Regions from separate parts of the Homo sapiens genome. Here region 1 is linked to region 2. A link is a loop called in an ENCODE intact Hi-C map of the cell type or tissue named here. Cell type or tissue: endothelial cell of umbilical vein. All regions are shown on one strand. Region 1 overlaps C19orf81 (chromosome 19 open reading frame 81). Region 2 holds the start of KCNC3 (potassium voltage-gated channel subfamily C member 3).

Evidence for each region. Hi-C counts contacts between places; a loop is a spot of excess contacts. Peaks named below come from ENCODE experiments on the same cell type or tissue, not always from the same donor. Only the 100,000 strongest peaks of a DNase experiment are listed, where the experiment ranks them.
Region 1: it touches region 2 in a loop (6-fold over the local background); 2 of 110 quality-filtered maps call a loop at or near these places.

The regions. Positions count from the first base shown.
Region 1 is chr19:50,656,730-50,659,229 of GRCh38, forward strand. C19orf81 (chromosome 19 open reading frame 81) reads left to right here. Exons shown (of 5, transcript NM_001195076.2): 4 at 1,260-1,399; 5 at 2,218-2,500. The coding sequence ends at 2,413. It also overlaps a transcript of SYT3 not described here. Among named protein-coding and RNA genes, the nearest start is that of C19orf81, 8.5 kb to the left of the region's middle. RefSeq lists an enhancer at 1,142-1,211 and a silencer at 1,432-1,521. In endothelial cell of umbilical vein, no CTCF peak of the experiment used is centred here; DNase peaks (open chromatin) are centred at 1,542 and 2,412; H3K4me3 peaks cover 893 bases; H3K27ac peaks cover 1,023 bases.
Region 2 is chr19:50,328,032-50,330,531 of GRCh38, forward strand. It overlaps KCNC3 (potassium voltage-gated channel subfamily C member 3), which reads right to left and starts at 1,346. Exons shown (of 5, transcript NM_004977.3): 1 at 182-1,346. The coding sequence starts at 1,051. LOC105372437 (a long non-coding RNA gene) reads left to right here and starts at 1,589. Exons shown (of 4, transcript XR_007067299.1): 1 at 1,589-1,764. RefSeq lists silencers at 209-298, 907-1,456, 1,537-1,596, 2,474-2,500 and an enhancer at 1,061-1,355. In endothelial cell of umbilical vein, no CTCF peak of the experiment used is centred here; a DNase peak (open chromatin) is centred at 1,310; H3K4me3 peaks cover 377 bases; H3K27me3 peaks cover 66 bases.

The DNA of each region.
Region 1 (2,500 bases), 330 kb after region 2:
TCACTAGAGGTCAGGAGTTTGAGACTAGCCTGGCTAACATGGTGAAACCCCGTCTCTATTAAAAATACAAACATTAGGCAGGCGTGGTGGCAGGTGGCTGGAATCCCAGCTACTGGGGAGGCTGAGGCAGGAGAATCGCTTGAACCTGGGAGGTGGAGGTTGCAGTGAGCCGAGATCGTGCCACTGCACTCCAGCCTGGGTGACAAAGTGAGACTCTGTCAAAAAAAAAAGGAAGGAAGAAAGAAAGAAAGAAGGAAGGAAGGAAGGGAGGGAGGGAAAGGAAAGGAAAGGAAGGAAGGGAGGGAGGGAAAGAAAGAGGTCATGTTTTTGACAGATTCAGTAAACTGGTCCTCCCTGCCTTCAATCAGAAGAGGTATATATGAGAGTCCCAGGCACTCAACAATTGACTGAGAAGAGCTGATGTCAATAGGTGCTTACTGTGTGCCAGGCACAGGCCTCCAAGGTACCCTCTCAGCTAATCCGTGTAACTCTCCACCCTGCATACAGGGATTGCTGTCCTCGTTTTAGGGATCAGTCTCCACCCCATCACTCCACTTCTTTGTGGCTTTGAGCAAGGGACTCTCCAGCCTCCCCTCTCACCCCAGTCAAGGAATGACTTTCTGGAAGTGACATCATTTTTCAGTGAAATCGTGAAAATTTTCATTTCATTTTAGTTCCTCAGCAATTTTATGTGCTATGACAACTGTTATCACCCTTGACATGCTAATCACGTGATGCAACTGTGTTTAGTGATCAGTCCACGTTTCTGAATGTTAAATAGATTGACAAGACATCAAAACCCCTATGACCCTTATCTTTTGACTACTGAACATTCTTAAAATGCTAATACGAATATAAAAGGAAAGGTGTGTAACTTAAATCCTGGCAGAAATTTTCAAGAACTTTCAGGCGCATCCATTGCAAATTGCTGGGAAAGTTTTTGGTAGATTCGTAAAGTTGGCTAAGTTGGTGAATCATTCAGCCAACTGTTCATTGACTTTGGGGCAAATTGGCTTGGTGAGAATTGATTTTTTTGGAGAATGACCTAGAGTGATAGTAGATGCTTTCCCATCTGAGAGATAATCTGTCGTCTCCTTTGACCATAGCGACAGTACCCTGGGATTAAGAGCGATCCTTGCCCCTCAAATGCCACCTGGAACTCTGTGGCAGGTTCTGCAGGTGGGGTCTAGGGTGGTGACTTCTGAACCCAAAATGAACCAGGAGGCCACGGGCTGAGGTTCTCTCTCCGACACCCGCAGCCCGAGGAGGATTTTACCCACCTGGAGGTGCTGCAAGCCCTGGAGGCCCAGTTACCAGGGGCCATGGAGAGCGGGCGCGTGAGCAGCATCCGCTTTGAGAACATGAACGTCATCTGTGGGACTGCTGGGCGCCGGAACCGGTGAGTAAGCGGCGGGGGCGGGGCCTGGAGCGAGCGGGAGGGGCGGGGCCCGGGGCGACCGGGTAAGAGCGTGGTTGGTTTTAGAGCGCTGAGGGACGTGGCCAAGAGTGAAAGCATGAATGGGCGGGGCCCGGGGCGACTAGATAAGAGCGTGGTTGGTGTAAGGGTGCTGAGGGGCGGGCCCCGGAGCCACTAGATAAGAGCGTGGTTGGTGTAAGGGTGTTGTGAGGCGGGGCGACAGTGGAGTGACAGCTTGGGGGGGCGGGGCCAGGAGGGACTAGATAAGAGCGAGATTGGTGCAGAGCCACTGAGGGGCGGGGCCAAGAGTGAGCGCGGTTGGAGGTAAGGTCCGGTGAGATCAGAGAGAAGGAGGGATCTCGAGTGAGTAGGGGCCCGAGTTTGAGTGACCCAGTAGTGACCGGGATAGAGGTCTGAGCCTGGAAAGGCAGCTGTGAGGGGGTGGAAGAGACTGAGCACATAGTAGGTGTGGGGCCAGGGGTGATAGGGTGGGGACAGGCCTGGAGTGCCTAGGGTAGAGCGCAGCCTGCAGTCGCCAGTGGAGGGTCGGGCCTTTGGGCGGTTTGAGATGGAGCCTCGACAGACAGTGATTAGGACGCAGAACCAGGCTAAGAGAGCGTAAGGAGCCTAGAGCGACCCAGGCGAGAGGGCAGGGCTGGAGGGGAGTTTAGGGACGGAGCGATGGTCCGCTGGACCAGGGCCTGTAAACGACTCCAGGGACCAGGCAGGGACTCTTCGACGATCAAAGCCAGGGCTGAAACGACCTGCGAGTTCCTTTTCCGTCCCCACCCCCCTTACAGGTGGCTCATCGCGGTCACGGACTTCCAGACGCGCTCGCGCTTGCTGCGCTCCGGGCTCAGTCCCCGCGGGCTTGCGCACCAGATCGTGCGCCACGACGACCTCCTGCTGGGCGACTACCGCCTGCACCTGCGCCGCTCCCTGGTCCGGCGGCGCATGCTCGAGGCCCTGGGGGCGGAGCCGAACGAGGAGGCCTGACGCCCGGGCGGGCCCCGGCAGCGCTTGCGCACCGCCCCGCGGGCTGGGGCCACCCACCCGGAGCCCCGGAGGACAGGGGGCGTTGCC
Region 2 (2,500 bases):
ATGGCTGCGAGAGGGGGGTGTGTTCGGAGGAGCCCAGGAGACTCAGGATTGGGGAAGAGGCTTCTAGGAGACTGAGAAGCCTAGAGGGACCCGGAGGGTTGGAGCTGGGGCGCTCCTGGGAGACTGGGGGCGCCTGGAGAGGCGGGGGTGGGGTGGATGGGGGCCCCGAGAGCGCGCTCACCCTGGCAGCCCGCGACGAGTAGGGGTCCTCGAAGAGCGCCCACACGCGGGGCTGCCAGCGGCGCCACCATGTGCCGCCCGCGCCGCCCGCGCCCCCTGGCGGCCCCCCGGCGCCGCCGCCCGCGTCCTGGAAGCAGAGGCGCTTGAGCTCGCCGCCCGCTCCGTCCAGGCCGCCGCCGCCCGCGCCCGCCTCGTCGTCCAGGCCTCCGTCGTGGGCGCCTGCGGCGTTGGCGGCGTTGGCGGCGCCCGCGGGGTCGGGCGCCTCGAAGGAGTCGAGCGCCTCCTCAGCGTCGCGATGCTGCCGGTAGGTCATCCAGCAGCAGGCCTCCACGTCGGTCTCGTCGATGCCCCAGAAGCCGAGCTCCTCCTCAAACAGGGGCCCGCACACGTCGGCTGGGCAGTGCAGCTTGCCGGTGCGGTAGTAGTTGAGCACGTACGCGAAGACTCCCGGGTGCCGGTCAAAGAAGAACTCGTCGGCGCCCGGGTCGTAGTCGAAGCGTGCCGCCGCCTCGGGCTCCGTCAGGCCGGCCAGCCGCGTCCCCGGCAGGGTGCGCAGCGTCGAGCGGTACGTCTCATGGCGCACGCCGCCCACGTTGATCACGATCTTGCCGCTGTCGCCACCGCCGCCGCCGTGCCGCCCCATGGCCGCCGCCGGCAGCCCGGGGCATGGCTCGGCGCGCCGGTCCCCGGGCCCGCGGGGTGCCGGGGGGCCCGCCGGGGACGCGGCGGGGCCGGGCTGCGCAGGCTGCTGCTGCTGCGGCGGCAGCGGTGGCGGCGGCGGGGACTCGGGCGGCTGCGGCGGTGGCGCCGGCTGCTGCTTGCTGGCCCCCTGGCGCCCGCGGAAGGACGAGACGCAGACTGAGCTCAGCATTGGACGGGGGGCGGGGCGGGAGGGGCGGGGACGCAGGGGCGGGGACACGGGGGGAGAGACCGACGGGATTGGGTGGGAGGAGGAGCGAGGTAGCGGGGGCGTGGCTTAGGGGAGAGGAACCAAACTGATTGGCCTGGGGGAGGTGGGGCGGGGCTGTGGCTGGGAGGAGTGGGGCGGGCACTCTAACGCGACCCAGCTGGACGAGTCGGGGCCGCCAATGAGACGGAGCGATTGGCTCTTTCTAAGAGAGCAGGGAGGAGGGGCGGGGCGGGGCGTCAAGGGAGGCGGGACCGGTTACTACTAATTGTGTTCGGCAGCACTGGTAGCCAGGGGAAGGCGGGGCTAGATACGATAGAGAGAGACCTTACTGAACTGAAAAAAGTGCGGGCGGGGTAGAGGGAGGAGGGGACACATCCAAGCTATTTAAAGACGCCCGACTGGCCTGGAGGGGCGGGGCCACCATGAGAGAGGCCGTCCTGATTGGGCTGAGAAAGGGGCGGAGAGAAACAAAACAGATCGCACGCCCTCACCTAAAACACCGCTAGGCAGGACCTGGTGGGGAGGAGCATTGCTTGGAAGAGACAGGGCCGCAGAAAGTAGAAACGGTCCAGATGAGACTGCATGGGGCGGGAACTAGAGATGGAGGACTTTCCCGCGCAAGGGGGACAGGCTGGACTGAAAGAGGACACGGGAAGAACAAAGACTTAGACTCGGTGAGAAGGTGTTGAAACTTGAGAGAGTCCTGGAAACCCGAGAGGGTCTGGATAGGCCTAAGGGAGGGAGCGGGGCTGAGGCTCCAAGGCGGGCCTGGTTAGTCGGGGCTGGGCCCGGAGAATGAGTGTCCGGATGGATGAGTGGTACTGAGGAAGGTGAGTGGGGTCGACAAATAGAAAACGTCTTGAGGCAGGGCGCAGTGGCTCACGCCTGTAACGCCAGCACTTTGCGAGGCTGAGGTGGGTGGATCATTTGAGGTCAGGAGTTCGAGACCAGCCCGGCCAAAATGGTGAAGCCCCGCCTCTACTAAAAATACAAAAATTAGTCGGGCGTGGTTGTGGGTGCCTGTAGTCCCAGCTAGTCGGGAGGTTGAGGCAGGAGAATCGCTTGAACCTGGGAAGTAGAGGTTGCAATGAGTCGAGATCGCACCACTCCACTCCAGCCTGGGCGACAGAGCGAGACTCTGTGTCAAAAAATAAATAAATAAAAGAAAAAGAAAACGTCTTGAATGGGCGGTAGGAAAGAGAGACTAAGGAAGGAGCGGGGCTTGAGGGTCTTGAAAGCAACCAGGGTAGGCGAGGGCAGGGCAGGGCTAAGGGAGGGTAGAGGAACGGGAGAGGTGGATCCCAGGGGAACAATGAGACTACAAAGAGTACAAAGCTACTGGGCTGGATGGAGGGGAGGGACCTGGAACGGGGAGTCTTCGGGATCAGAAGACCTGGGAGAGGGCACTGC